3 separate regions of the Homo sapiens genome follow, and regions 1 and 3 are each linked to region 2. The links are chromatin loops, found by intact Hi-C in ENCODE. Cell type or tissue: endothelial cell of umbilical vein. All regions are shown on one strand.

What was found. Peaks named below come from ENCODE experiments on the same cell type or tissue, not always from the same donor. Only the 100,000 strongest peaks of a DNase experiment are listed, where the experiment ranks them.
Region 1: it touches region 2 in a loop (5-fold over the local background); 2 of 110 quality-filtered maps call a loop at or near these places.
Region 3: a loop joins it to region 2, with 4 times the contacts of the local background. A loop is called at or near these places in 4 of 110 quality-filtered maps.

The regions. Positions count from the first base shown.
Region 1 is chr1:190,751,675-190,759,674 of GRCh38, reverse strand. The region is part of intron 2 of LINC01720 (long intergenic non-protein coding RNA 1720); the gene reads right to left. Among named protein-coding and RNA genes, the nearest start is that of LINC01720, 130 kb to the right of the region's middle. In endothelial cell of umbilical vein, no CTCF peak of the experiment used is centred here; a DNase peak (open chromatin) is centred at 4,684.
Region 2 is chr1:192,441,389-192,449,388 of GRCh38, reverse strand. No RefSeq gene overlaps it. Among named protein-coding and RNA genes, the nearest start is that of RGS21, 130 kb to the right of the region's middle. In endothelial cell of umbilical vein, a CTCF peak has its summit at 3,340 (motif pointing right); DNase peaks (open chromatin) are centred at 3,378 and 5,598; H3K27ac peaks cover 2,120 bases.
Region 3 is chr1:190,630,022-190,638,021 of GRCh38, reverse strand. The region is part of intron 1 of LINC01720 (long intergenic non-protein coding RNA 1720); the gene reads right to left. Among named protein-coding and RNA genes, the nearest start is that of LINC01720, 9.1 kb to the right of the region's middle. In endothelial cell of umbilical vein, no CTCF peak of the experiment used is centred here; no DNase peak of the experiment used is centred here.

The sequences.
Region 1 (8,000 bases), 1.7 Mb after region 2:
AAATTGCTGTTGTTACTTGCCAGTGAGAGGTTTATATCTGGCTAAGTTACTTAGCCCCTCTTAGCATCAGTTTTCTTTATATATATTTTAATGATGGTTATAATTTCCACCTAATAGTGTTGTTGTGAAACTTCAGTGAGATGTTTTCTGGTTGCCTGGCATGGAATATTTAGATAGTCAATGAATCTTATACTTCCCTCCCCAGGACTATAAGTCCTGATAAGTTTGCAAAACATAAAATAATAATAATAATAATAATAGTATTAATAATTTCAAAGTGGAACAAGCACTATATTCTCAATAAATATCACTTAACATTAACAAGTTAAAATATTTTTGAAATGAAATAAATGTTTAATTGGTATAAAAGGTAATAGAATACTTAAATTATTATTTATCAATCAATCAATTTTCCATTTTAAAAATTCAAAAATGTCTCATGAAAATTATGACTATTGGTATAAATTGCCCATAAATTATTGGGAAATTATGAATTTACACTGTTAATAATTGTGCCTTAAATACTGTCACTAAAACTATAATATAAAATATAATTTTTTTGTACTGGTCCTAAATTCATAGCTTTTACATTTGGATTAAAAACAATAAAAGTATGCATAAGCCTACACTAAGTAAATTCTTAAGTGAACACTACATAAATTCTTAATGGAACTTAAAATATTCATTCAGTATATACTAAATATTCAGTATAGAACCAAGGAAAGTAAACAAAGTTACGTTGAATACTTCTGCCTTAAAAGTTGTCATTAAAAAATGATTAGATAGATCAGTAGGGGGACTAGAGTTAACATTAATCTATTGTACATTTCAAAATAGTTAGAAGAGAATTTAAGTTTTCCTAGCTTTAAGAAAAGGTAAATATTGAAGTTGATGGATATCCCAATAACTCTGATTCCATCTTTACATATTATAAGAATGTGTCACCTAATCACATGTACCCCCAAAATATGTACATTTATTATCAATACAAACTTATAAAAATGAATAAATAAAAACAACTTTAAAATAAGCAATTGATAGACTTTTCAAAGGAATTTTTTCAAGATGAGGTATTCAATAAACATCACGTGTTCCTTAAATCTATAAGGTACAGATTGACAGAGGTTTTTGTATCTCAGAAAAAGACATACACAAATTATAGTCTGACACTACATTGAAAATAATATTGGCTGTGAAATCTGATGTATATTTGCAATGGAAATAACATTTTGATATTGGCAATGTTGTGAAACAAAAACATATCATATCTGTTCTCTAGCAAAGCCTCTCTACTCATCGAGAACAGGTATTGTATGTTCTCTCAATATTTTTGTCAATTTGTCCTAAATCCTAATCTAGATTACAGAGAGACTTTGTGGCACAGAAATTAAATCTGGCAATGTCTGAGTATAATTTTAAAAAAATCTCATACATAAATGAGGCAAAGACTTTCCTAGTGTATTTTTTTCTTTGATATTTCCCCCAGTTTGCTTAAACTGGCTCCTTATAGATATATTCCATGCAATGAGCACTTTATTTCTCTACAATGAGCATTTATCTTATGTCTTTATTCTTTCCCAGAGCTGAAATTAGTAGTGTGTACCATTCTCTAGTGTCGAAATTTCACTTCACATAAAACAGTTAAAAGTAGACATCCTAAAATGGAGAAGTAACACAGCAAAGAGTTATGAACATGGAAAAGAGTATTTCCTAATAACATTTGGTAAGTTTTTTCCCAATTGAAAACAACCAAAGCCTTTTTTTCTTCACAATTTGCTTGGAAAATATAGCTTGTTAATTAATTTGGCAATTACTTTTCAATCCTCTACTATAACACTCTAGAAGAGACACATAATATAAGCCACATATATGAATCACATATGTAATTGTATATGTTTTAGTAGCCACTTTAAAGATACATGTTTTAAAACAGGTAAAATTAATCTGAATTATATATTTTTGTTTAACATGAAATATTACCATTTTAACATGCACTCAATACAAAAATTATTACTGCGCTATTTTACTTTTTTTTGTATAAAGGCTTTGAAATTGTGCATTTACACTTCCATCTTAATCTTGATTAGGCATATTTCACTTCAAGTGGTCAATATGCTTTCTTGGACAAAAGTAGCCATGGTTGGACCAGAGTTAACAAGAAAGAAATTGGCAGAGAAAGAAATGAACATGACAGGCAGAGGCTAGATCGTGCAGAGTTCCATGGATCACATAAGGTGTTTGGATTTTATTCTGAGCATGACAAGAAAAAGTTAGCAGGTAAAGAAGAGAAGACTGATATGATGACTTGATTAGTCTGACTGCCATGTGCCTGTTTGACTGGAGTAGAAGATTGTAAATGTGATGGCAAAGAAATCAGTGAATTAATGCTATCTATAACACAAAGAGTCATCACTGTGGCTTCAAAATGATATGGCATCTCAAGAATCAAGCTACAGTTTGTAAATTAGGATTCCTAGCTTGGTTGTTCACAAATAAAAACATAGTTTCATGTATCATTACAAGTGTTACTGTATTAGTTAGGGTTCTCTAAAGGGACAGAACTAATAGGATATATGTGTAATATGAAAGAGAGTTTATTAAGGAGAATTGACTCAAACGATCACAAGGTAAAGTCCCTCCATAGGCCATCTGCAAGTTGAGGAGCAAGGAAGCCAGTGGTGATTCAAACCTCAAAAGTAGAGAAGCCTACAGTGCAGCCTTCTGTCTGTGGCCAAGGCCCAAGAGATCCTGGTAAACCACTGGCGTAAATTTCAAAAATCCAAAAACTGAAGAACTAGGAGTCTGATGTTTGAGGGCAGGAAGCATCCAGCATCGGGGAAAGATGAAGGCTGGAAGACCCAGCAAGTCTTCTCTTCCATCTTCTCCTGTCTGCTTTATTCTAGCCACCCTGGCAGCTGATTAGATGGTGCCCACCCTGACTGAGAATGGGTCTGTCTCTCCCAGTCCACTGACTCAAATGTTAATCTCCTTAACAACACCCTTACAAACATGCCCAGGAACAATACTTTCCATTCTTTGATCCAATCAAGTTGACATTCAATATTAACCATCAATATTACATATTCTTCTATTTCAAAAACTTAATAACACTTCTTATAAAAATTAAATTTTCTTTCAATCTCATTGTATAGTAGCTTTGGAAAATCCATATACAAGGCCAAATTATAACATTTTATAGACAACTTCTATGAAATATATAGATAGATGTTACTAAAATAAAATTGTAGCCATATTTATCTTATGAAAAGCACTTATTAAAATTTTTAATATTTTTCCAAACCTGTATACATGGTGTACAAGTGGTGTTAAATTATATTAATGCAATTTATAACATCAACATGTATGTTCAATTTGTTTCTGATTCTCTATTAACCCTGTAAACTGGGCAAAAATCTAAATCATTTTTCTTATTTTCCTGCACAAACATTATTCAAATGCTTGCTTCTTTCTGTAAATAATTTTAAATAAATTGGCCCACAAAACAAGAATTTGAATCCTAGTTTTAACACATAGTACTTATCCCTGTTATAATAAACATCTAACGTAATCATGGAGTATATGAGATAAAGAATTTTTTTTAGAAAAGGCTTGGAACATACTGTTTTAATGATAATTATATAACCATCAAGTTAATAATGCATAACTGACTAGCAAGTGATATGGATAATTTTAAAAAATAATATACTAGTGAATATAATGTAAAATAAAAAATGATTGTTGAGTGATATGGAGAGAAACATCTTAGAGTCAACAATTTACCTTAAAAATTCTGGTATATAAAAACTGAAAATGAACTTCTGTGATGATTAAATTTTGTGTCATCCAGATTGGTTTAAGAACAGGATGTTTACATATTTGATCAAACATGATTTCTGGGTGTGTCTGTGAGGGTGTTTCTGATAAGATTAGCATTTGAATCAGTGGACCGAGTATAGGAGTATAGTAGATTGTCGTTCTCAATGTGGGTGGAAATCATCTAATCTGAATAGATCAAAAAGGCAAAAGAGGTATAATGTGTTGTCTCTGCCTGTTTGAGCTTAGTCATTGGTCTTCTTCCACCCTTGGATTGGGACTTACACCACCATCAGCACTCATAGTAATTAGGACTTTATACTCAGACTGGAACTGCACCATCAGCTTTCCTGAGTCTTCAGCCCACAGACAACAGATTATTGTACTTCTCAGTCTCTATAAATGCATTAGCAAATTCATTATAATGAATCTTTGTAGATAAATAGACATACATACACATATGTGCTTGTGTATCTATACACATATATACACATATATGTACATAAACAAATACATACACACAGAGGGAGGGAATGAAATTTATAAGATATATAGATCCTGTTGGCTTTGTTTCTCTTGAGAACCCTAACTAGTACAGTTGTCTAAAAATTTTCTTCAGAAAAAGAATCTCTTGTAGAATAATAGGATTATAAAATTATAATCATATATGTGTCAATAATTCAAACATATGTATGTAAATAATATTTGAACATGTAGGCCTATATTTTCCCCAAATATACACATATACACAAATCTATGTTTCCACAAATTCTTCTCCAGAAGAGTTATCAAATATTCCAGTAGAAACTCTTCTTGATTCAATAAACTAACAAGCAATAGACTTTTCTGGGCATAGTTCCAAGTAAGTATGATAATGCTGATTTGAAAGATGAAGCCCTCTTGTGGAAAGACAGCTATATACTCATATATTTCCCAATGCCTCATGGAAAGGAAAAAATATCCTAAACATATCTCTTACTGTACTCATTAAATAGTGTGAAACGATTAGGGTAAATCATCATTCACACTGCACCTCACTTTGTTTGGCTTTGTTTATAGAATCTATTTAGAAGCTCTTGGAGAAAACATTTGCCAAATTTTTAATCACTTATCAAATTCCTAGCAAGTAGAGTGCTTTCAAATGCTAACAATCTATAAACATAGTTATAAAAAACAAACAAAATGATATAGAATCAAACTGACAACTGGATAAGCACTTCAGCTGCATTTGTTGGAATTATTCCCACTCTCAAATGCTTTCAACTTGAAAAAAAAAAAAAGCACTCTTCCCTTTTATTTGAGCTACTGAGCTAGAAAGGCCAGTCGTCTTAATATCTTACAATATCTTAAAGACTGAAGAATAATAACTGATAGAATTTGGCAGAAAATAATGCTTCTAATTTAACATATTTAGGAACCAATTGCCAGAGTAACAATTTAGAATGAGCATATAAAAATCGGAATTGCGACAACTGTAATTGGAAAAATTGTGTGTGCAAAAACTCACTAAAAAGTGATTACTTATATTAATCTACATTTACAGATCTATTTCTATAATTTTAATTATATGAGTATCATATAAGTGCACTGAAATAAAAACAAAACAAGCAAAGAACAATCATTTACACTTATGCATGAGCTTAAAAATAACAAGGAAATTGTGTATCATGAGATTATATATTATTTTCTATTTTGATTTTTGATAATATATTTTGATCCATTTTTGATGATTATGTGGTTATCACATGTTTTGCTCATTTCCTGATGATTATGAAGAATTTCACCCTATTGATTTTCACTATATTCTACTATATTCAGGATCATTTAATCATCATAATTTTGAATAAACATAGAAATGAAAATGTTGTCATGGTGTTTTGTAGAGAAGAAATAAACAATCATTAAAGGAGAATTTCATGGCAATTCTCTTTGGAAAATGAGAGAGTTCTAGATATGAATGATGTCCCTAAAAATGTATAGTCTCTTATGAAAATGGAAACATGTTTCAGAGAGCAATTATACCAATTTTGATCTATATTGTTTATTAATTATGTAATAAAGACTAAACATACAATCAAATACAGTAAAAGTACATATAAAAATAAACATTTAAATTATATTTCATGTAGTTTCATAAATCTCCCAGAACATAAGGAACACTGTAGATATCTTTACATACATTTAATGCAATTCCCAGAAACTATGATATATTTATATATGTGAAAGAGCAAATATGAAATGCACCATATATATTTTGATGGAACGTCAACTATGATCAACCTAGCTACAGTCTAGGGAGGCATTAGTAAATTTAGAATTCAGAACACCAAAATCGGATGGTATTTTTAACTTTGTGTTTTAACCCCTGTTCCAGTTGTGCCCTCAAACAGCTGAAAAATATTACAGGTTTAGGCTAGAATCCAAAGGAGCAAATTCTTAATCATAGATTTGGTGCTCAAAAGAAGCAGAAAAATTTTTCTTTTTCATTGAGATCACATTTAGAACAAGCCTGAGACCCCTTTGAATAAGTATCCAAACATGCCTGTCTCTTTTGTCTCTAACACCTATATTTCCCTTCTCCCTATTTTAGATTCCTGCATTCCCCCTGTTCCACACTTTTTGGTGTTTACATTGGTAGAGCTCAGTTTCAGTCCCTGAGTAAGTCTGAATAAAGTTAACAATTAAAAAAATAAATGTTTAACTACTATAACCATTATTTCTAAGATAATTACACATATTTTCTGATAAAAATCTACAATCATATGTAGCATGCCATCTAATGATGGATATTTCTAAAGATAAATGCAATAGTCATACTATCTGCAACAAATAAGAGTGGCTAAATATGTAGAGGAAGAAACTGATATATTCCTAGAGGCCTAGGAAATAGTCCTTAAAATAACTTTTCTGATGAACATTCAATCTATATATTCTGTTTGCATATATAATTACAAAATTTTCAAGATAAAGCTTTTATTTTTATATATTTTTAAACTCATCAAATATTTTATAGATAGCTATTACGATTTAGAATGAAGTGCTAGAAAAAATATTGACACAACATGGCACAGTATTTCTTGATACTGTCCAAATATAGACATACATTTCCACTGGTCTTAAATTTCCTACCAGTTGGTTCCACCTTAGGAATTTCAAACTGATTAAAGGGAGGAGCACAGTATTTCTTGAAATGTGGTGAGAATAAGAATTGGCACTGGGCAGGAGAAAAGTGTTGATATCACCATAGGAAGTATTTCACCTGCAATCACGAAATGTGAGCCTGTGGTATGTTAGGTATGGCTGAGATATTTGAGTTTTCGAGGATGAACAGATGGGAAATTTTTTTTTAAAAAATGTGGCAGAAGGGTACTGCACACATTCCTAATTTGGGGAAAATACTAAGATTATGGTTGTAAAAAGATGTATATATGTTTTTCTTTATATGAATCTATATATGAATCTCGATTCAGATTTTAAAATAAAACACTTCAATTTTTCCAAAGAATCTGCTGACTATATAAAATGTTGTCTCAGATCTAGACATTACTATTCACAGAGAATGATCCTCCTTACTAAATCCACAGATTGCTCTTCTGTCTAGTGAATATTCACCCTGCTAGCATGCAATATGAACCTTTCTAACTTTGCTTGACTATTGCTCCGCTGAACTACCAAGTCTTAGAATGTCAGTAAAGAGGAGCAATTTGTCCATATCTAGATCACTGAAGACATACTCAAAGGAAAACCAGGTATCGATATGGCAATTTTTTCTTACATTTGCTTCTAAACTCCATGACAGATAAAACTGATTTATCTGTCATGGAGTTTAGAAGCAAATGTAAGAAAAAATTGCCATATTGAAAACCTAGCCAGAATTGTTAGGTGACATTAGAAATTAGATTGAACTGCTGTAAAAACAAGGATTATTAGTCTCTATAGGCTCTGGGGATTCTCAGTGTTCTTATTTTCCAACTGGATGGCACAATTAGCTTCTGGATGAATAATACATAATTATATGTTGCAACCAACCCTGACACTTACTGTCCTATCCCTAGAATTGACACACCATTAGTAACTTTGGGAATTACTAGAAAACAACTTATCTATGGATTTATGTAAGCAGTTTGGCAGCAGCCTTGCATGACAATCCAGCGAAAATAAAATGGGTATATCAAATGTAATGCCCA
Region 2 (8,000 bases):
TAGGAATGGGCTCCTGAGTTATAACAGTTGAAATCTATGAGGAAAATTTGTAGATGAGATATTGTTCAAGAAAATTCAAGTAGAAGACAGTAACTGGCAGTAGGGAAATCTGAATGAAAGAAAAAAGTTAGTGACTTTAATATAGAAATAGTGACAGAGAAGCCAAAACCTAGTTCAGACGAAGAGATAAGGAGTTCATTATAGACCTTTTAAGTCTGAGGTTGGGGCAGAACTGTTAAAAACATGGGGAGCAGAGAGTGGAAATGTCATGTGAACATCAGGGGAAGGGTCAGGCATGACAAGAGAGTTTGGTATCACTCGCCCTCATAGGCATTATGATGGGACGAGAGTAAAATCCCATAGGAGGATTGGAAAATCAGAGGAACACAAAAATCGTTCATATTTCACAGGTGGCTCAAAATTTGCCTTTTACGACTCTCCTTTTCATTCGCTTTTCCCCTTTCCTGCCATTTAATATCTTCTCTTAATCACTCTTCCAAAACCTATTTATTGTTTCAGTCCCTCTGGAATGACACTCGCTATTTCTAATTTTCTTCTATACAGCTGAGATTTTGCGTATTCTATTCCTCGTGACTGAAATGTTCTACTCTTCTTCTCTTGGGCTATTCTTCTAGGTCCTTCAAAACTGAGGTAATATTTTTTTCATCCTCTCTATAGCCTTCTCTAATTTTACCAGTAATATTTTTTTTATTAACACTTTGTGTGTATAAGTTACATAAGTGAAAGTGTGATTTCATGTTTAGTTTGTTGTCTCTCCAACTAGATAGTAAGTTACCCCTAATATGTTAATTGATTTATAATCACAGATGTTTGACAGACTTATTGAATAAATGAATGAGTATTTCCCTCATATCTGTGTCAGTACTCATGCTCTAAGCCTCCAGGGTGTCATCTGAAAATGCATGAAAATGTTTTGTTTTCTAATAAAGGCTGATAAATCCTGCTGGTATTTGACACATAAGACCCAGGAATGCTAAATATTCTGCAATGTATAAGACACTGCTTCACAGTGAATAATTATTTCTTTCTAAATGTCAAAAATGGATGACTGGGAATGCTGATCTAAGGAGTGCTAAGTAGCCACTACCAAGTAAGGCAACTGAAGTGGGCAAAGTCTTCCTCAATTGACAGCATAGTCTGGTATGTCCCTACTTGAGAGGCAGAAACAGGTGTGTGGTAGTTTTTAAGTACTCTGGGCAAGAGAGAAAAACACTGGGGGTAGGGAGTGATAAAGGAATTTTAAATGAGTTCTGCTCTTGATACTATCATTAAATGACACCAGTATGCTCTTTTTTACTCTAAAATGACAATTATACAATTTGATTAAACATTGGAAAAGATGGTACTGCAGATCTCAAAATAATCAACTGCTTGTTTAAATTCTTAGCCTCTTGACAGTTGCAAGAAGAGGCAGTCAATATAATTTTTTAACATCCTCAGGATAGTGAAAGTCCTCAAGAAGTGTTTTCTAATTAAAATTGTTTTGATTCCTTCTGAAATATAATTATTTAATGTATTTGTGTTGTAACAAAATTATATTGAATCAATGTCAGATGATCCCAAGAGCCAAAGAAAAATGAAAGAAAAAATGTTTTCTGTTTCATGAATTGTCTTAATTTGGATAGAATCATAGGATTATTCCATGGAATTTCATTGTCTTTTCACAGAGTTGTTTACCCAGTACCCCGTCAGACCTGCATATTTACTAAGTGGCTTTCTATGGGGCTATTTCCTATCCATTCATTATGCATCTTCCCAAGTTCAAGGCAAAGGTTTTTCCCCACTCTGAAGTCATTTAGTAAAAACACAGTATGAGCCAAAACAGCCTGTTTCTAAGAAGTCTATTATATGGTATCTCACAGAAAGACGGAACTGCTCTCAAGAGCACTATGAGAAGTGGGATATGCAGTCAGTGGTCCACTCTTGTGTGCCATAGGATTTCTGACGTGTGAGTGCAGAGAAATGATCTACCTCCTAACAGTGCTGAACCATTGTTGCTGTGGCACTCTGGAAAATTCAGTGAGAAAAATAATTCATTGTATAGCCTTTTTCCAGGAACTGCTTCTAAAGCTTTCTCAAACAGATGATATCATTCAGCTGGTCACCAAAAGGTGACTTTTTTAAAAAAAAATCTGCTACAAAGATGATAAAATACAGATATGTTCTCACTTCTAGAAAGGGTAATGTAACAATATATTGTGTCTGTATCTCAGCCCTAGGCCTGTCTTCAAAATACATACCAGAAATTAAGCCCCTTAAAAATGTCCACTTATTATTTGTTTTGTAAACCTAGTGGCGAATGATATTTCCGATCCCAATATAATGTTTAAGAAATAGTTGTTGAACAGATGCTGGGGTATAGTATTTTTTAAATTTTATTTTACTTTAAGTTCTGGGATACCTGCGCAGAACGTGTAGGTTTGTTACACAGGTATATGTGTGCTATGGTGGTTTGCTGCACCTATTTGACCCATTCTCTAGGTTTCCTCCCCTCGCCCCCACTCCCCAACAGGCCCAGTGTGTGTTATTCCCATCACTGTGTCCCTGTTCAACTCCCACTTATGTGTCATTGTTCAACTCCCATTTATGAGTGAGAACATGCGGTGTTTTGTTTTATGCTTCTGTGTTAGTTTGTTGAGAATGATGGCTTCCAGCTTCATCCATGTCCCTGAAAAGAACATGATCTCATTCCTTTTTATGTCTGCATAGTATTCCATGGTGTACATGTGCCACATTTTCTTAATCCAGTCTATCATTGATGGGCATTTGGGTTGGTTCCAAGTCTTTGCCATTGTAAATAGTGCTGCAATAAACATACGTGTGCATGTGTCTTTATAGTATAATGATTTATAATCCTCTGGGTATATACCCAGTAATGGGATTGCTGGGTCAAATGTTATTTCTGGTTCTAGATCCTTGAGGAATTGCCACACTGTCTTCCACAATGGTTGAACTAATTTACATTCCCACCAACAGTGTAAAAGTGTTTCTTCTTCTCCACAGCCTCACCAGCATCCATTATTTCTTGGCTTTTTAATAATCACCATTCTGACTGGCGTGAGATGGTACTTCACTGTGGTTTTGATTTGCATTTCTCTAATGATCAGTGATGTTGAGCTTTTTTTCATGTTTGATGGCTGCACACATGTCTTCTTTCGAGACGTGTCTGTTCATATCCTCTGCCCACTTTTTGATGAGGTTATTTTTTTCTTGTAATTTTTTTTAAGTTCCTTGTAGATTCTGGATATAGTATTTTTAAAGTTTTCTACAGCAAATTAAAAAAATATTTACCGGGACAGTGTCATATGAAAAGAAACCACAAGGTGGCGCCAGAGTACCTAAAGTTACTGTACTGTTTTATTCTCTTCTAAGAAAACGATAGGGTAATGTTCTTTTAAAGGATATTTTTAGATTTTCATGTAAATGACTTAAAAACAGGATTAAAAATTTAAATTTCAAATATTTTCTGGGTCTGGGTACTATTTTGCTGTCAAATGTGAGAGCACACCTGGTAAGCATTTTAAACGACTAAACTGAGGAGCAAATCAGAAAGGGAGGGCCGAAGAAGGGATGTGTGATCATAGCATTCCAGAGGCTGATGAAAATGTGACTACTTTGCTCTAAACAACACAAAATCCATATATGTATCTATTGACGTGTGTATATGTATGTATATACAGACAACCATTTATTGTGTATATTGATTTTATAAATATATTTACGCATATTATGGATGTGTGTCATGTATAAAACATATAGTAGTATCTGTAATATATGTCATATGTAATGTTATCTATATATCATATAGCACACACACACATGAACCCACACAAAGCAGTAGATTATTTTCTTCAGAGAAACCTTGCTGGGTTATTCTGTGTCTCCACGCCTTTCCTGGAATTGCTCCCTGTCGCACATTCCTGTTCAGAGGCCACTCAAAAATTCCTTCCTTACTAAAGCACTTCCTGATGCCTGCCCAGGTAAAACCTGTTACTTGCTCTATAGTTTGTGCCCCATTGTTTCCTTACACAGTTTTATATCAGCATCTATGCCTTTTCAGTGGACATATTTATTTTCTAACCTGCCATATTTTATTTAATTGTACATCCTTTGAGGAAAGAACTGTATCTTGTTTGCTTTTGCCTCTGAGAGCCTGGCACATAATGGGAATCTAAGAAATGCTTCATGAATGAATGTCAGGCATTTCATACTGACAGAGGAGAATGAAAAAAAAAAGCCACACAGAACACAGAATGTACTTTAAATAATGGTCCCAAAGTGAGCATTTTCTAGTTAATATTGTTATCAATCACATTTGATCAATAACAGTGAGTATAAATTCATCATTAACTTGCTAATATCACGAATGTGAATATTATCATGAAATGATTACTATTCTTCCTATTTCTTGGGGTGTGGAGTAAAATAATTTTAATAGATTAGAGAGATAAACATTATCTTAACCACTTTGCATATTAACATTAACTTGTACTTGCAAAACTCTCCATCTCCTCACTCACCGCATCTATAAACTGAACCAAATAAAATTAGACTCAACACTGATCTTTCCATACGCTGGTTGGCACTCCCTCATCAGCTAGAAGTTTAAGTTTTAAGTTTTTTAAACCCCCTGTTTACAAACCTTCTGCTTATTTCCAAATAATGCTGCAATGCTAACATCTGAGCCAACAAGACTTACTTTTCAAGAACCAAATGCTCAGCTAAATAAAGACACAGTATCTTGGAGTTATGTGGGTTAATGAACACTTTTGTGAGTAGTTTAGTTTCTTCGAAGGAAAAATGTTTCAGATAAATAAATTTGTATTGTATAAAATTGGAATAATATTTTCAATGGCAACATTGTAACAAACAGTGTTTAAATTTCCATTGTAAAGCTGGAAAATGGAATTGACTGAGATCTCATTTCTGCTACATATCAATATGCTAAAATAACCCATACACACACTCACACCTGCACACACTTTCTATCTCCACTAATTAAGATCTTAAATGAGTTGAGATTAAAGACAGGTAATGATAATGCATTCTGACCAAACACAAAGTCTCCCATGATGTTCACTGGACAAACTGAGAGGCAGCATAGAATCTGGGCACTGCAGCTCTAACTGCCATTTTCATGGACTTTTTCATGTTTTCTGACTTAAAAAATGAGCTATTTAACATTGAAAGTCTAGAAGAGATATGAACATTTTCTGTGTCTTCAAAGGTGATCTTTATTCTTCCCAGGAATATGAGAAAAACTGTTTCTCCTTCACAATCTATGTAGATTTTGTAGAAAGATATTTAAAAAATATAGATAGTAGAATCCTAAATCTATGCATATAAACCATTGCTCTAAACATGCACAATGCTAACTGCCACACATTTATTCTTTGCAGAAACAATCCCATGCATACTCTCCTCTCTGTATCTCTCCTTTATTTCCTCTCCCATCCAGGAACATACATACATATTTTGGTTATTTCTTCCATACTTTATGTACTCTTTTAAAATCCAGTTTTCTGTGCATGAGTCATGTATCACTTTGATGAATCATTTCCACAAACCTTTAACAATACAAATCTGTTTCTTTTATTAACAAAGTGTTTCAGATACCTTACTTCCAGAATAGAGGACAAATGGGTGATTTGTGAAAGTTCCCTCTCTTTCATTACACTACTTTTTGTTCTCTCTGCCTATACCTTTGGCTGGTTTTCTGATTAATACAATGTTAGGCACCCAGGGGCCACTTATTGAAAGTCTGATTAATGAATAAATGCACCATTTGCCCAGTTGTTGAATTAAAGATTTTGAGATAAGAGCAGTTGTCACATATATGTGTTTTGACTTCTTACATTGTTTACAGAAATCTCAAAATATGGGTTATTTTATATATTCTTTTCATGTTTATTCAGTGCCTACCAGAATTTTCTTACCCAAAGGATGTATAATAATGCTGTCTTTACAATTTCCAATTCTGTAATTGTGTTTGAATGGTGGCTCTATCATTTATTAGCTGTATTAATCATTTTATTTTCAGGCTGGGTTCCCTTTGTAAAATGCAGAGAATAATAACTGGCTAATAGGTTTCTCTAGAAGATTAAATGAAATTATATGATAAAAACTGTTAACGAACTTTATCCAGTCATTTATTGCTGCTTAATAAACCACTTTTAAAATTTAGTGGAATAAAATGCAAACTATTGTATTATGCTCATAGATTCTGTGGTTTAGGAACTGGGGATATCTGGTACCTCAGCCCAGAAGGCTCAAATAGCCAGGGATGCATCAAATGCTGGTGGTGTAATCATGTGCAGAGTTCCTTATATACACACGTAGTTGTAATGACTTGAATAGCAAGCTCCTCTGTGGTGTCCACTGGGGATTACACATGTGTTCTCTCCACTTGGTGTGTGCTTCTTGCAGCATGGTGACTGGGCTCCAAGAGGGAGTATCTTCAGAGAGGGTATGTGGAAAGCAAGCATTCCAAACAACGAGGTAGAAGATGTGTGGCTTTTCTGACCTAGCCTCAGATTTCACAGGAAGTCACTTTCCCTATGTTCTTTTAGTTACCAGCTGTTCACTACATCCAGCCTAGATGCCAAGGAAATGGGAACTAGACTTCATTTAAGAATGGGCAAGGTCACATTGCAGGAGGACCTATGGGTGGAAGATATTTTTGTGGTCATCTTTGTAAAATGCAATCTGTGTAAATAGTGCTTGGCATATACTAAGTGATCAAAAACATTTTGCTATTACTGTAAAGGGTCCTATATAATTATAGTGTATACTTACGGATATATATATATTTGAGATGCAGTCTTGCTCTGTTGCCCAGGCTAGAGTGCAGTGGTGCAATCTCTGCTCACTGTAACCTCCACCTCCCAGATTCAAATGATTCTCCTGCCTCTGTCTCCTGAGTAGCTGGGATTACAGGTGTGTGCCACTGGGCCCGGCTAATTTTTATATTTTTAGTAGAGACGGGGTTTCACCATGTTGGTCAGGCTGGTCTTGAACTCCTGACCTTGTGATTCTCCTGCCTCGGCCTCCCAAAGTGCTGGAATTACAGGCATGAGCCACCGCACCCGGCCTACTTATGGATGCTTTTGCATTTGTAGTCTGAGAAATAGGCTCTGAATTTAATAAGAACTCCGAATTCATCACCTGGGACAGTGACTTACATACCTGGCTCTCAGTCATTATTCGTTGAATGAATATGAATGTTTTGGTGACTGAACTAGTTCTATCTCGTGATCACACATTTGAGTTATTGATCTTCAGTGTAACCTGACACCCTTTCCTGGAATGAGCTAGAAGAGTTTGTCCACTGAGATGACTGGAACATGTAGTTTCGTGTTTCTTATAAGGTGAGACAATGGTGCCCAGTTCTAGCCGGGTGCCTTCCCCTTATCTTTGGGTAACTTATGGCAACATTGTGAAGATGTTTCAGCCCTTTGAGGTTAGGAGGGACAGAACGTTTTCTTGTTTGGGCAATTTTTTATGTATATGTGTTGTAACTTTATCTTAGTTTTCTTTGCCATTTCCTCATCTTAACTTGCCTTCCTCTACGACTCAGTCCTTGCTTTTGTTTTATTTGCTACTTAAACTTCCTGCCTTAGTAATCTTATCCAGTAACATGACCTTAAAAACCTGTCTGTGTGTATCTGCCTATCATTCTGCCAATCAATCAATCAATTGATCTATCAAAAACTGTCACATACACATAATTTCTAGTCCAGGCTGTCTACTCTACATCTTCACTTGTCTATGTAATAGCAATCTTAAATTTCACGTTTCCAGAGATAGATTTTCTGATTTTCCACCGCCCTCAGGAACCCATCAACCTGCATCCAGAGACCTCCTTCCCCTTCTGTCTTTATATTTTCAGTTGCTCTAGTTGAAAATTGTCTCATTATTTCTGCCTTCTCTTTTTCTCCTACTGTCTGATTCAATATGCATGGTAATTCTCTTGGCTCTGC
Region 3 (8,000 bases), 1.8 Mb after region 2:
TTGTTAAAGTTTTTTGTTTACTTTTATTCATTAAGTTTAATCAATAATAATAGTTTATATTAACCTGATTTTTCAAATGAAAACGCTAACTTCTAACATATTTTGCTATCGACTAACAAATACGAATGATGATTAAAGTCCACTGATTCAGAAGTGAACTATAGTTTACACTTTAGTCATATGAATTGATATGTTACATGAAACTGTTTTCTAGTAAATCTATTTTCAAGCAGGTTGCTAGTTAAATTTTTAAGAGAGGTTTGATATAAAAGGGTAAGAAAGAAACAACTGACTGGCTTAGTAGATATCAACATGAAAAAATACTGCTAGATAAAAACATATTTAGCAAAGATTTGAAAAATGTATGAGGTAGAAGTTGATATTCAGACCAGACTGAATTTTAGTAAAACAATTATTTGTTTTGAAAAAAAACACAGATCAGAAATCTGGATTTCATAATGTACTGGCACTTAGACCAGAATTTTATTAACACTACAAAACAAGTTTATCTTCAGGAAGATTTCACGCTTTCTTCTTGAAAAGAGAACTACACATCCACAGAAAGGAGAACTAATGATTTGGAGAGAAATAAGGTATTTAGTGGAGAATATTTAAGTTATTAAGCTTGTAAGACTTTCACTATGCCTGTAGATGACAGGACAAGAAAGAAACCCAAAATGGAATCAGATTTCTTCCTTTATAATCACTTAACATATAATTTAGATTAAGTCATTTTAAGTAAAGAACAAATACTATTCTGAAATAAACAAAGAAGCAAGGTCAAATTTGATCATATGAATTGATAAGACAATGGATGAAGTTTTGCCATTAAGAATCCTGGTAAGACCTTTTTATGTATAGAAATGCCACAGGTAAACTAAAGGTTTGAATACAGGAAAGTGTTATACTGGTCAATTGACTCAAATCTGTGTTAAAAATTATTAAGAAGCCTATCCGTGCTTCCAACTCATATTGACAAGCCTTACTCTTGATGTAAAGAAAATTAATTCTTATATACCCGAGTAGTTATACTAGTAATTTTTAAGCAAAATTATTTGACTGAATGATAATTGGCTACAAATAAAAAGACATAGTTCAATTAAATCAATTTTGACTTAATAAAAATAAGGTACACTATATACTTGACATATGGAGTTTGTGATAAATTATGGGTCAAGACATTAATTTAATATGTTCTATTCTTTACCTCTGAGGCAAATATCACATATAGTAGCATTTAAAAAAAATGGACATACTGCATAATATATTAATATTAGATGTATTTTAAATATCAAATTAATACTTTAATATGTATAATCAAAATAGTTTGTTTAATTATTTTCATGAGTAAGGCAAAGGTAAACCATTAGATTTTATTTTAAATATCAAATTAATACTTTCATATGTATAATAAAAATAGTTTGTTTCATTATTTTCATGAGTAAGGCAAAGGTAAACCATTAGATCTTTGTATCATAAGATTATAACTTGTAATAAAATAATTAAGGTCATTGAAGATGTTTTAGAATTTCATAGTTATTTACTTTCAAATAATTATTATGTGAGTAGGTTGTGCAAATGATAATACAGTTCTAGTAGAATATTAAAATGACTATTGTCTATGGTAATTATTATGGAGTGTGATTAAGTTGAGTTTGAAGTGGTATTGTTTGCAAATATATGGTTTATGATATAACCAATAGAAAGATACATTAATTAGAATTACTAAGAGCAGTTTCATATTTATTATAAATTTCAAATAAAATATTGAGAAAAAAGTTTACTTTTCTGTTCTGATTATTTTATAGTTAGTAAAAGGGATCTGCAAAACTAGTGGATTTCTTTCAAACATGAAATGTCTAACAAAGACATTTTAAAATATTTGTATTAAACCATAAAAATAAAATACTTTTAGATCTTCTGACATATGCCTTGCCATGCATCTGTGTATAAGAACATTTTCTCCTCTTGTTAAACACATGTAAAACAAATATTTAAAAGTAAAATAAATGAAAATCATTTGTATAATTTCTAATTTATGACTGTGTATGCAAAGGAAATTATTCTAATTCCTGTCTCAGAAAATTACAAATGATGGACTAGAAAATAAAGCAGACCATTTACACTGGCAGAGAAACAGAATGTGTCTTCTAACTATATATCAGCAAGTATTTTTATTTCAGATACTGAAAGAATATGATAGAGACGGAGGGGAGGGAGAAAGGTGGCCAAATAGAGGCATCCACCAATTGTCTTCCCCATAGGAACATCAAATTTGACAGCTATCTACACAAAATAGCACCTTCATAAGAACCAAAAATCAGGTGAGCAATCAGAATACCTGGTTTTAACTTCACACTGCTGGACATGGCACTGAAGAGGGTAGGAAAAACAGTCTTGAAGCACTTACATCACAACTTCCTCATCCTCTAGCAGTGGCCCAGTAGCATGCAGACAGAATCTGTGCACTTAGGCGACAAAGAGTTCAGCAATTGCGGGAACTCAGTGCTATTATCATGGGGCAAAATTTGGAGGGAGCCCACAGAGGGAGCATTTATGCCAGCTCTAACCAGAGAGGATCAACCTATCCAAGAAACTGGAACGTAAGTTTTGGCAAACCTCGTTGCCATGAGCTACAGTGCTCTGGGATTCTAAATAAGCTTGAAAGGCTGTCTAGGCCACAAGGACTGCAATTCCTAGACAAGTCATAGTGTCATACTGGGCGTGGAGCCGGTGAACTTGTGGGGCATGTGACCCAGTGAGATGTGAGCAGTGACAGTTTAAAAAGGGCTTGCACCACTACTCCCCCAACCCTGGCAAATCAGAACACAGCTCTGAAATACAGCCCTTCCTTCTGCTTGAGGAGAGGAGAAGGTAGAGTAAAGAGGACTTTGTTTTGCAACTTGGATATTACTTCAGCCACAGTAGTATAGGGCACTGGGAAGAGTTGTTAGGACCCCATTTCATGTTCTAGCTCCCAAATGATGTTTCTAGATACATTCTGAGCCAGAAGGGACATAACTGCCTTGAAAGGAAGGACTCAGTCTTGGTGGGATTTATCACCTGACTGAAGAGTTCTTGGGTCTTGAATAATCAGCAGTTGTAATTAGTTAGTACAAACCATGGGTCTTGGGTGAGACTCGGAGGTGTGTAGGCTTCAAGTGTGACCCAGCATATTCACAGCTGTGGTGGCTGTTAGGAAAGACCCCTCCTTCTTGAGAAAATAAGAGGGAAGAATAAAGGGAACTTTGTCTTACAGTTTAGGTGCCAGCTTGGCCACAGTGAGAAATAATACTAAGTGGGCTCTTGGGGCCTCCAATTCCAGGCCTTGGCTCTTGGACAGCATTTCTGAACCTACTCTGGGCCAGAGACTAGCCTACTGCCCCAAAGAGTGAATGTGTCACTGGGTCACATGCCCCACAAGTTTACTGGCTCCAAGCCCAATACGGCACTAGAACTTGCCTAGGAGTTGCAGTCCTTGTGGCCTAGAGAGCCTTTCAAGTTTATTTAGAACCCCAGAGCACTGTAGCTCATGGAAATGAGGTTTGCTAAAACTTAAGTTCCAACCACTGGGATAGGTGAGTCCTCGCTGGTTAGGGCTGGCATAAATGCTTCCTCTGTGAACACAGGTTGAGTTCTGCCCAGTGATAGCAGGCCTAGCAACATTCACCACAACCTGACTGAAGAGACCTTGGGCCCTAAGCAAACATCAGCAGTACCTTGGCAGTAGTCCACATGGGCCTGAAGTGGTGATAGACACAAGCGGAGACTTCACTGCCTGAGGAAATGGGAGAGAAGAGTTGGAAGAACTTTGTCTTGTGATTTTGATGTCAGCTTAGCTGCAGTGAAATAACACATCATGTGTTTTTTTTGGGTATCTGACTTCAGGTACTGGCTCTCAGAGAGCATCTCTGGATTTGCCCAGGACCCCAAGTCCATGGCACTTTCTGCCATGAGGGAAGGACATAAAGACTTCTGAATAGCTTTTGCTACCAGCTGATCATACAGCCCTAGGGTCTTCAGCAAACACAGCTAGTAGCCAAACGGTGGTTACAACGGGCTTTGGGCGAGACTCAGTGCTTTACTGACCTCAGGTCTGACCCAGCACAGTCCTAGTGGTGGTGGTCACAGGGGTAATTTTGTCACCCCACACCCAGCTCCAGGCAGGTTGGCACACACAGAGAGAGTTTCCATTTAGGGGGAGAAAGTAAGGAAATAGAACAAGAGCCTCTGCCTGGTTATCCAGAGAATTCTGCCAGATTGTATCCAAGACCACCAAGGTAGTACCTCTACAAGTCTGCAAGAACTACATTAATGGGCTTGAGGTGCCCTCTACTGTAGATACAGCTGCAGTGACCAAAAACTTAGATCACAACACCCAAGTCCCTTCAAATACCTGCAAAGCCTTCCTAAGAAGGAAGGGTACAAACAAGCCAAGACTGTGAAGACTACAGTAAATGCCTAACTCTTCAATACCCAGCCACCAGCAAAAATCCACAACCATGAACACCATCCAGAAAAAGATAATCTTACCAAATGAATTAAATAAGGCACAACGGACCAATCCCGGAAAGCAGAGATATGTTACCTTTCAGATAGATAATTCAAATAGCTGTTTTGAGGAAATGCAAAGAAATTCAAGAAAACACAGAGGAGGAATTGAGAATTTTATCTGATAAATTTAACAAAGGGATTTAAATAATTAGAAAGAGTCAAGTGGAAATTCTGGAGTCGAGAAATGTGATGAACATACAGGGTCTCTTAATAGGAGAATTGATCAAGCAGGAGGAAGAATTAGTCAATTTAAAGACAATCTCTATGAACATACACAATCAAAGGAGACAAAAAAAAAAAAAAAAGAACAAGAAACAATGAAGTACACCTACAGGATTTAAAAACGTAGCCTTAAAAGGGCAAATGTAGTAGTTATTGACCTTAAAGTGGAGGTAGAGAAAGAAACGGTGGTAGAAAGATTAGTCAAAGGAATAATAACATAAAACTTCCCAAAACTAGAGAAAAATATCAATATTGAAGTAAGAGAAGATTATAGAACACCAAGCAGATTTAACCCAAAGAAGACTATGTCAAGGCATTTAATAATCAAACTCCCAAAAATCAAAGATAAAGAAAGGATCCTAAAAGCAACAAAAGGAAACAAAACAAAACAAAACAAATAATATAGAATGGAGCTCCAGTACTTCTGGCAGGAAACTTTTCAGTGGAAACTTTACAGACCAGAAGAGAGTGACATGACACATTTAAAGTGCTGAAGGAAAAAATAATCCATTTACCTTACAATAGAATATCTGGCAAAAAAAATTCTTCAAACATGAAGGAGAAATGAAGACTTTCACAGACAAACAAAAGCTGAGGGATTTCATAAACACCAGGCCTGTCCTACAAAACAATGCTAAAGGGAGTTCTTCAGTCTGAAAGACAAGATGGAGCAATAAGAAATTATTTAAAGGTATAAAAGTCATGGGTAATAGTAAGTGCAGATAAAAATACAGAAAATTATAATACAGTAATTGTGGTGTTTAAATCACTCATATCTTGAGTAGGAAGATGAAAGATAAACCAATCAAAAACATTAACTATTAATACAACAACTTTTTAAGACAGCACAGTAAGACATAAAAAGAAACAACAAAATGCTAAAATGCGGGGAGATGAGTTTAAAATATGGAGTTTTTATTTGCTTTCATTTTGCTTGTTTGTTTATTTATGCAATCAGTGTTGACTTGTCATCAGTTTGAATAATGGGTTATAAAATAGTATTTGCAAGCCTCATGGTGACCTCAAATAAAGAAAAAAACATACAACGGATACAAAAAATAATATAAATAAATTAAAACATAACACCTGAAAAAAAATTACCTTTACTAAAAGAAAGACAGGAAGGAAGAAAATAAGGGAGAGAAAGAAGACCAGAAAACAACCAGAAAGCAAAGAAGAAAATAAAAGGAGTAAGTCCTTACTTATCCAAAGTAACATTGAATTTAAATGGATTGAATCCTCCAATCAAAAGACATAGAGTGGGTGGCAAAATGAACCACAACAACGAAAAAAGAACCATTTATCTGTTGCCTCAAGAAACACACTTCACCTGTAAGGACACACAGACTGAAAATAATGGGATGGAAAAAAAGATATTCTATGCAATTAGAAACCAAAAAGGAGCAGGAATAGCTATGCTTATAATGAACAATATAGATTTCAAGATAAAAACTATCAAGGCTATTATATAATGATAAAGGGATCAATACAACAAGATGATATAACAATTGTAAATGTATGTGCAACCAACACTTGGAACACCTAGGCATACAAAGCAAATATCATTAGAGCTAAAGAGAGAGAAAGACCCAAATACAATAATATCTGGAGACTTCAACATCCCGCTTTCAGTATCGGACAGATCATCTGGACAGAAAATCATCAGACTTAACGTGCACTGTAGGCCAAATGGACTTAGTAGATATTTACAGAATATTTCATCAAATGGCTACAGAATAAACATTCTTCTCCTCATCACATGGCTAATTTTCAATGATAGGTGATATGTTCAACCATAAAGCAAGTCTTAAAATATTCAAAAATATTGAAATAACATCAAGTATTTTCTTTGACCACAATGGAATAAAACTAGAAATTAACAACAAGAAAAATTTTGGAAACTATAAAACACAAGAAAATTAAATGATATAAACCTAAATGACCAGTGGGTCAATGAACAGATTAAGAATAACATTTTTTTAAATGTTGAAAAAATATTATAATGAAAACACCATGTACCAAAATACATGGGATACCACAAAAGCAGTAGAAAGAGGGAAGTTTATAAGTGCCCACATCAAAAAAAAAAAAAAAAAAAGAAAAAAGAAAAAACCTAATAGCCAACCTAACGTTCATCTGAAAGAACCAGAAAAGCAAGAGCAAACGAAATGCCAAGCTAGTTGAAGAAAAGAAATAATAAAGAACAAAGTGGACATAAATAACATTGAAACAAAGAAAAATACAAAAGGTCGACTAATTGAAAACTCTTTTTTTAAGAAGAAAATAAATGAGAGAGAGAGAGAGAGAGAAGACCCAAATAAATAACATAAGAGATGAAAACAGAGACATTAGTGCTGTTAGTGCAAAATTTCAAGTGATCATTAGAGGCTACACTATATGCCAATAAATTGGCATACCGTTGCTCATATTAGTCTCTAAAGAGGAAATGGATAAATTCCTCGACACATACAAGTGAACTGTGAAGAAATTCAAACCTGAACAAACCAATGACAAGTAATGAGATCAAATCCATAATAAAATGACTCTAGCAAATAAAAGTCAAGGACCCAGTGGTTTCACTGCTGAATTTTATCAAATATTTAAATAACATATGCCAATCCTACACAAACTATTCCAAAAAACAGAGGCAGAAGGAATACTTTCAAACCCATTCTATGAGGCCAGTATTACCCTGATATCAAAACTAGACAAAGACACATAAAACAAAAAACTACAGGCCAATATCTCTGTTGAACATTTATGCAAAAATCCTTAACAAAATACTAGCAAAGAAAATTCAAAAATATATTAAAAGATTCTTCATCATGACCAAGTTGGAATTATCCCAAGGATGCAAGGATGGTTCAACATAGGCGTATCAATCAGTGTGATATACTATATCAACAGAATAAAGGACAGAAAACAATATGATCATTTTAATTGATGTTGAAAAATTATTTGATAAAATTCAACACCCTGTCATGATAAAAACTCTAGAACTTAAAGTATAATAAGAATATATATTTAAAAAAACTGTAAAAAAACCTGGGTAAAGAATGAACATACATCAGCATAATAAAAGCCATACCTGACAGACCCAAAGCTAGTATCATACTGAATGAGGAAAAACTGAAAGGCTTTCTTCTAAGATTTGAAACATGACAACGATGTCCACTTTTATCACTGTTATTCAACATAGCATTGAAAGTTCTAGACAGAGCAAT